Linked DNA regions of Mus musculus: region 1 is linked to region 2. The links are chromatin loops, found by intact Hi-C in ENCODE. Cell type or tissue: gastrocnemius. All regions are shown on one strand. Each heading gives the region's core, and the rest is flanking DNA. Links, peaks and the distances in the headings are about the cores only. Region 1 overlaps Iqsec2 (IQ motif and Sec7 domain 2). Region 2 holds the start of Kdm5c (lysine (K)-specific demethylase 5C).

Region 1 (4,394 bases), core at 113-4,112, 57 kb before region 2:
AGACAAATGCCATAATAATTGCAGTCACTTCTCCTGATGTTTCCCGTATACCAGCCCCGTGCTTGCATTCCCAAATTTCACTTGTTATAGTTTGGGTACATCTTGTTGCAGGGAACAGAAATTTAGCCAAGCTAGCTCAAGAATAGAGAGGGGAGGACTAGACTGAGGCTACACCTCACAAAATTAAGAACAATAAATTAATGATAGCCATGCATTTTCACCACCAAAATCAAGACCCGAAGTCAACGAACAAGATTGCTCTTTGACTCTGTGAATCTCTTGGGCCTATGTCTTGGTTTTATCCCTCATAGCTTGCTTGACCCCTCCCCCCTCTTTGCAAATTCTTCTCTGTGGCTTTTTCTGCTGCTGTGGTATACTAGCATGGTCACAACCTAGAAGCTATGTGACTTAAGGTCCCTGTCATTTAACTGCAAAGATCCTGTCCAGCCTCTGGTAATACAAGACATCGAGGTGGATTTCTGTTCTCTTGAAAATGGATGAGGGTAGAGAGATAAAATACTTAGAACCTGGTATTTCTTTTGCACTGAGCAAGGTTTTTACATGCACAAAAGCGAGCATAGGAGTTGGGTGTCGTGCGTGGCACATGCCTTTAATTCCAGCACTTGGGTAGCAGACACAGGAGTTTGAGGCCAGCCAGGTCTTCAGGGTGAGGTCCATGACAGCCAGGGCTAAACAAAGAAACTCTGTCTCAGAAAACAAACGAACAAAAATTTGAGGTCAGATGTTAAGATTGCCCATCCACTGAGTTTTTGGTCTCTACTTAATTCCAGGTGACCTTTCTTCTCTGTTTTCAAGTTCCATGTTCATATATCAAAACACTATTATATATAAAACAAATTCTTCACTTTTTCTTATGATATTTGTATTGAACCCAGAACCTCATGCATGCTAGACATATGCTCTATTCCTAAGGTACCCTGCTTATTTATTTATTTTAAGTCAAAATGCCTTTTAAACTTTTTTGGGGTGGAGGCAGGGGAGGATGGAGCCCCACTATGTATCCCTGGCTAACCTGGAACTCTCTATGTAGACACATCTGGCCTTGAACTCCCATTGAGAGCATTCCTGAGTGCTGGAATTAAGGGGATGTGCCACCATGTCCAGTCCAAAAATACCTTTCAAGTGCATAGTACAAATGATCATTGCTACCAGTTTGTGGCAGTCTTCATAGCCTCAGAACAACTGGCATAATGGTCCTGATGGTGTAGCTGCTACCAAATTCATGGTCACTTTAGATATTTTTCTGTTTTGTTAGTTCAGTGACTACATTTATAGTTATTTGTAGTATATAATTACAGACACACATTATCAATATTAGCAACATGACGCTTGAGCTTACTTCTCCATTAATACAAACCCTGCAGTTTCTACATTAATTACAGAGGGAATTAATGACCCCTTAGACAAGTTTTCACCTATTAGTAAAGAGTTAGGAACCAGCTGTGCCAGTAATGACTGGTCTCCAGATGTGAGGGCAATGCCCATAGCTCTGAAGTTGACCCTGACCTAGCATCCTCTAGCTAAAACTAAAGTCTTCTTAACACCTCATCTGGGGCCTTCTGGTTCTGGTCCAGCAAGAGATGCTGATATTATTTTTAATAAATATGTAGTATTACTGTTAAGTCTACGTGACAGAGATTATTCCAGGCTCGGGCAGAGTCTCTTTTCTTTTCTCCTCTTCTTACTTTGTTTTTATTATTCCAAATACTAATTATTGCTTTTAGCTCTGAAAATATCTATTGAATTTTAGGTAGTGTTAGAGACTACTTGACACACATTATCTTTAGTCTTCATGACCATTCTGCCAATTAGAGGCGATTTAAGGGTGGGCAAACATATCTAGAGGAAGTGAAGTGACTCGCCAATTCATGCATTTTGTCCTTCATTCAAAGATGATTTATTGAGTAGCTACCAATACCAGTTGATTCAATATGGCAAATAAGATGGTGCACAGTAAAGTGATGGACCCTGCGCTGGACTCCCCTGTCTGGTTAGGAAACAGAAAATATCCACAATTATAAGAATGCCTTAGTGTCTTAGTATCAGGGACAATTCCCAAGCTGATGGTCCAAACTGAGACTTAGAGGATGAGTAGAAGTGATCTAAGGGAGGATGATGTGGTGTGAGATGAAATGGACAGTATTATATGCTGGAAGTGTGGGAGGCGTGGTTGGCACCTGGATTTGTGCGGAACTAAAGCTTCGTCTGCAGTGGGAGTGGGTTGTTAAGAGAAGAATCTGGAAATTAGAAGAGTGTACTTTAGGAGGCTGGAACTGGGGCCCCCGTCAGTTGTACCACTGCTAGGGAGCTACAGGGCTCAGCTGAGGAGTTTCCATGCTTCCTGGGCTCCTTGAAATGTGTACAGGACCAGGCAACCTCCTAGGTGGGTCTGTATGTTAGCCTCACTATATTATAGTGGCTTCAGTGCCCTCTAGTGTCCACTGGCCTATCTTGCAGCTGTGCTGTGTATATCGTCTCCCACCAACATTTATAACCAGCTGGGCCTGTGCTAGGTGCTGGGGACATTGGGATCAGTGAGACACCTGTTCCTACAGATTTCCAAATTAAGTAGATGAAACTGTGAACAGTGTTGAGAGAAGGTGGCTGAGAGACGAGCAGGGTGGAAGGGGACTAGGGAGGTGATTCACCCTGCCTAGATGGGATCAGGGCAGGTTCCCAGAAGACACAGCTTCTAGCTGATTTTTGAAGACTATTCAGGTGGGGAGGTGGCTCTGGGAGGCCAGGGGGAGAGCACAAGTTAAGATGAGGCATGGAATATGAATCAGAAGATGGCCTGGTCGGCCATCAGTGGAAAGAGAGGCCCATTGGTCGTGCAAACTTTATATGCCTCAGTACAGGGGAATGCCAGGGCCAAGTGGGAGTGGGTGGGTGGGGGAGCGTGTGGGGGACTTTTGGGATAGCATTGGAAATGTAAAAGAAATAAATACCCGGGCTGGTGAGATGGCTCAGTGGGTTAGAGCACCCGACTGCTCTTCCGAAGGTCCAGAGTTCAAATCCCAGCAACCACATGGTGGCTCACAACCATCCGTAACAAGATCTGACCCCCTCTTCTGGAGTGTCTGAAGACAGCTTCAATGTACTTACATATAATAAATAAATAAATAAATCTTTAAAAAAAAAAAGAAATAAATACCCAATAAAAAATTAAAAAAAAAAAGATGAGGCATGGAGCCGCTGAGTATGCCTGGGAATTAGAAGTCATTCTGTCTGGGTGAGGTGCAGGTTGGGGGGGGGGATGTGGTACATTTCTGTAACCATAATACTGATAAGATGCAGGCAGAAGGAGCTCAAGTGTAAGGCCAGCCTGGACTCTGAGGTAAAACCCTATCTCAAAACAAAACAAAATGGAGGGAGACCAAGATTAGCTGAAGGTGGAAGATGGGAGCTAGGTCACCTAAGGATCTATGATACCTGCTTATTTACTGGGTATTTAAAGCATGGAATCTAATTGCAAGCTTCTCTACCCTTTGGAATCACACATCCATCTAGGTATCGGATGGAATCTAGAAAATATATTTCTCTGAGAATACTTTCCATACAACTCCAGGGGCTTTACAGGTACTCCCTTCCCTGCCTAGCAATGAACCATAGACTTCCAAACTTACCCTAGTTTAAGTAAGGAAAGCCTATGATGGCCTCCAAGGATTTGCAATATTGAACCCCTCCTGCACCTCCAGCCTCATGTGTGTTCTGCAATGTTACCTCTGCCACATTGGCCTCTTTGAAGTTCCTGGAAGCAGTAGCTCAGGTCTTTTCTTCTGCATAGAATTCTTTCTCCTTCCTGTCTCCATGTGAACATAATATCTGTCTCCGCTCAGACATACACTTCCTGAAGACAGGACATTATCTCCCTTTAGAAGCCAGCACTGTGCCTAGTCCACAGTACCTGCCAGATGAAGGACTTACTAGTACCCTGTGGCTGGAAGAAAGTTCCTCACTCTGAATTCATTCAGCTCCTTGTGAGTCATTATATAAGTTTATGTAACATGCTTAGATATGCCTGAATCATACAAAGGCAGTTCATTAATAGGTATTTTCCTAGAATTCTTCCCCATGCCTGAAGCAAATGGGCTTCTCAAAAGTACCCCCTCTATCCACTGGGAGCTGTTGCTCAAACGATACTCTTCCATTATCATGAGCATACTTGAGCCTATGGAACCTTGACAAGAACCTATGAGGTAAGCCAGGTGTGGTGGCACTCAACAAGCTGAAACAGCAGGACTGCTGTGAGTCTGAGGTCAGTCTGGGTGACATAACCAGTAGCAGGACAGCCCAAGGCTATGTAGCCCCCATCTCAAAAAATGACAAATGAAAAAACAGCGTTGTGGGGTAACGGAGCATGGTGGGATGGC
Region 2 (4,394 bases), core at 141-4,140:
TTCCAGAGCTATTTGGAAGTTGGGAATGGTGGCTCCTGCCTGTAAACTCAGTACTTGGGAGGTAGAGACAGGAGGACCGGGGGTTTAAAGTCATCCTTGATTACATAGCAAGTGAAACCTCATGTCAAACAAACAAGCAAACAAGGACCAAACAAACAAAGACAAAAAGACAGCTCATATCTATTTTGGAACTTTAGAAACCCAAATTAAAAAGAGTCACAAGGGTTGGGAATAGAGCTCAGTAGCAGAGCACCCGTTTAGAGAGTATGAAGCTCTATGTTTAGGGCACTGGGTTATCCCTACCACCAAAGCAGTATCATTCTCATGTAGTTTAGCTACAGAGATGAGGGTGTGGTTGGGAATTTAGTTAAGACCTTGAGTTATTGCTCTGCATACATTCTATACCAGAATTCCTCTCCCAGATGGCTGGGCGAGGCCACACCAGCTTTCCCCACAAGGAAAATTCCAAATTCTGGAGCCTACAGCGCCCAGTTTCTGATTGTTCCTCAACAAGACTTGAAGCTTGGAAAACACTGAGCAACTTTCACTGAGCAACAAGTTTCAGCCTAGACTGTCACAGGCAGAATTTATGGGAGTCATACAGTTGTAGGTTTGAATTCTGGCTCTGTCACTTTCTATTTATGTGACTTGGACCTGAGTTTCATTCTACTCATCTGAAAGATGGGAGAATACTACTCCCCAGCACTTGGCTTTTTTTTTTTTTAATTTTCTTTCTTTTTTTTTTTTCGATACAGGGTTTCTCTGTGTAGCCCTGGCTATTCTGGCACTCACTCTGTAGACCAGGCTGGCCTCGAACTCAGAAATCTGCCTGCCTCTGCCTCCCAAGTGCTGGGATTAAAGGCGTGCACCACCACTGCCCTGTAGCACTTGGCTCTTAAAGAAAGGCAGACATTAGGCTGGTGAGATGGCTCAGTGGTTAAGAGTACTGACTGTTCTTCCAGAGGTCCTGCATTCAATTCCCAGCAACCACACAGTGGCTCATAACCATCTGTAATGGGATCCAATACCCTCTTCTGGTGTGTGTCTGAAGACAATTACAATGTACTCGTATACATAAAATAAATAAATACAAAAATAAATAAATTAGCAATGAAAATAATTTTTTAAAAAAGAGACGCAGATATTATTATCTCTAATCTTCCTAAGTAATGAAAGGATTACTTAACTTCATTTTATGAACAAGAAAACCAAGGGTCAGGGACGTGAGGTACTTGGCAGGGCCCAGTGAGTAAATAATCTGTTCCAGGAAGGCATGCTTTTGTATTTTCACATGCTCACAAAAGTTCCTGTTGCATAGTATGACTTTCACAAATACAAATCAATGCATTTTATATCACTGGCTTAAAAGACTGCTCGGTTTCCTTTTGCCCTGTGGTATGTCTGGGCTAAGGACATTAGAGGAGACTGGAGGAAGAATGGGTGGTGCTGAGACCAAAAGCCTGGTGTTCTTTACTCTTTACAGAGATGTTCCTCAGGTAGAAAAGCAAAATGTCTTCAGGTGAGGAACAGCAAACTTACTAACCTTAATTTTAATGCCTTTTCTCCTGTCCAGTTCCATTACTTTACATTATTATTACTATTATTACTATTGAGTTTTTGAGATGGGGAGTAGCCCTATCCTGGCTATCCTGGAAGTAGTTCTGTAGACCAGGATGACATTGAACTCAGAGATTCATCTACCTCTGCCTCCTGAGTACTGGAATTAAAGATGTATGCCACCATGCCTGCCCTTTTTTTTTTTTTTTTTGGAGACAAGAACTCACTGTACAACCTGCCTCTGCCTCCCAAGTGCTGGGATTAATGGCATGTGCCACCTACTGCCCGGCCATTAGTAATAATAATATTACTACTAGTACTACTACTACTACTACTTTGTGAGGCAGGATCTTGCTATGTAGCTCAGGCTGGTCTCAAACTCAAAATCCCCCCCTTTTTAGCCTCTATGTACTGCATATACATGGAATAAACAAAAATGTAAACATCCAGGCCTTTTGGTTTTTTTGTAGCAGTAGTTGCTACAAAAATGGATACACACATATTATACAAAGTGTTTATATAGTTACAATGTATACCAAACAGTCGAAAGCATTCTTTAAAATGCTGATGGCCAATGATACTGGGGAGAATAATGCATTTTTACTCTACGTGGGACTGAAGCTTCTAAAACTCCACATTCTCTAGGGAGTGAGGAGTTTCCTTCTTTCATTTAAAAACAAAAACCTCAGAGGTGTAAGTCTGGTAAATCTTCAATTCACTCAGCAGTAGACACGCGGAATGGGAGGGGGAGGGGGAGGAAGGGGGCGGAGGTTCCTCGAAATCACCGCCTTCCGTGGTTCTCACTGAAAGGACCTGAGAGAAGCAGCAAAGGACATTGGGGAGGAGACAACCGGCTTGGGATCTAGGGTGTGTGCGTGCGCGTGCGCGAGCGTGTGCGAGCGCGCATGGGCGCGTACTAGTTTAGGCTCACTACTTATGGACACTAGCTCCTCTTCCGGTTTGTCTAGAGACTGCGCATGCGCATCACTGGCCTTTAAACGTGCATCGCCGGTCCATCCGGTAAAAGGATCCGGCCATCGATTTACAATTTTGTTCTTCCGCCAATGAAATGAACTATTTTCTCTTAGCCTGAGAAATGTTTTTAACTAACCACCTCCAAATAAGGGACATATACAACCCGATTTCTTTCGGTCATCACATGATGAAGGCTTCCTAGGTTTTTTTCTGACTCAAAGTAAACGGAACTCGGAGAGACACCTTGCGGAGGGATCTGGTTTGTTGTGGTGAGGTACAGAGGTGGGGGGGAGGAGACGCTGACAAACCAAGATGGCGGTGGCAGCGGTGAAACCTGCCGCGACTGGGACTTAACTGTAGTAGTGAAGGCTTCAGTAGTTGGGAGGCAGCGGTAAGGTGTGGAAGAAACGGAACAGGACTAAGAACCTGTAAAAGGAACCTCAGCCTGAGACTTTTAGAGCACGGCACCCGCCCCCCTAAGCCCTTGACGGGCGGTGGCCGTCCTGCTTAGGGCCTAGACTCCGAGAAGTACCTCGGTTTCAGACAGCGGCGGCGCCATGCGTCCTTAAGGGCGACCTGAGCCCTCCCGATCTCTGGCCCAGCCCTCGGGCCCACCATGGAGCTGGGGTCCGACGATTTCCTACCGCCGCCGGAGTGTCCGGTGTTCGAGCCTAGCTGGGCCGAGTTCCGAGACCCTCTTGGCTACATCGCGAAAATCAGACCCATCGCCGAGAAGTCCGGCATTTGCAAGATCCGCCCACCCGCGGTAAGGCTGGGAGCTGATGGTCGCCAGCGGCGAGTTTGTGGGTGGATCCGGGTAGCCAGTGGTGAAGTCCCGGGCGGAGGGCAGCAGGTGTGGGAAGAATATGGGATGGCTGGTATTTTGTGGATGCCTCACGAAGCGGAAAAAGGGTGCTGGGGTCAGGGCTCCTCGTTTTGTGGCATACAAGTGACCTGGGGTCTGAGACCCACTCCCACTCTGCTCTTGAGAATTTCCCTTGATTCAATACACAGATGCTTAATGGGCTGGGGAGAGTTCGCAGGGAGGCACAGAGACTCCCATCTTTTACTTTGTATCACCCTGGTCGAGGCAGTTACAAAGTAACGACTACTGTCATTATTCCCTTTAAGGCAAGCTGTGTGGTGTAGTGGAAAGATCACGTCTCAAAAGGGAGTCAGACGTGAGTTTAAAACTACTTAGAAGGTTAGCAGCTGTATGACCTTGGGCATGTAAAGTAATCCCTGAGCCTGTGAATTGTGTGCTGGGAATAATTAGATTAAACCAGGTAACATAGTGCACTCTGGTAAGTGGTAATTACTGTGACTGTGAAGGTGCTTGATGTGGTCATTGGTTTGCTTCTGTGTGTGTTGACTCATGTTTACTCACGCTGTCAGGCCAATTCATCTCTGATAATATCCTAGCCTGGTGGCCAGTCAGGAAATCATTCTCACAGGGAGTGCTCTTTCTGGCTCCTGCGTTTTCTAGTTGAAGGTAATGTCAGAACCTTCTTGCACATGGTCCCCACAGCCTTCCTATGGAGAAGTTTAGACCAGTTAGCTTGGTATGGCCTTCTCAGAAGATCTGGATTCTACCTCAGGCTCAGAATGTAGATGATCCTATAAGATAAGGTTTTCTTGGGTCCCCAGGAACAATAGTGGAGATATGGAAATCTTCCTTTGCTTCCCAAATGTTCAGCAAAAAGGACCATATTGTTGCTTCTAGTCCTGACTAGCCCAGGGGAAGTTTTCCAAAGGCTAGGACAGGCTGCTGCCTTGCTGACACACTGGAGGAAACAATGGTGAACAGTGTTTAGTAACCACTTGAGATTCCTGGGCTGGTTTGAATTTATCCGCAACAATGT

Evidence for each region. A loop is a pair of places that touch in the nucleus more often than their neighbours do. Peaks named below come from ENCODE experiments on the same cell type or tissue, not always from the same donor. Only the 100,000 strongest peaks of a DNase experiment are listed, where the experiment ranks them.
Region 1: it touches region 2 in a loop (2.1-fold over the local background); 1 of 42 quality-filtered maps calls a loop at or near these places.

The regions. Positions count from the first base shown.
Region 1 is chrX:152,173,023-152,177,416 of GRCm38, forward strand. All of the region lies in intron 2 of Iqsec2 (IQ motif and Sec7 domain 2), which reads left to right. Among named protein-coding and RNA genes, the nearest start is that of Gm52430, 28 kb to the right of the region's middle. In gastrocnemius, for the core only: a CTCF peak has its summit at 2,464 (motif pointing left); a DNase peak (open chromatin) is centred at 2,455; H3K27ac peaks cover 67 bases.
Region 2 is chrX:152,230,413-152,234,806 of GRCm38, forward strand. Kdm5c (lysine (K)-specific demethylase 5C) reads left to right here and starts at 2,815. Exons shown (of 26, transcript NM_013668.4): 1 at 2,815-3,298. The coding sequence starts at 3,149. In gastrocnemius, for the core only: no CTCF peak of the experiment used is centred there; DNase peaks (open chromatin) are centred at 2,492, 2,832 and 3,086; H3K4me3 peaks cover 2,197 bases; H3K27ac peaks cover 2,247 bases.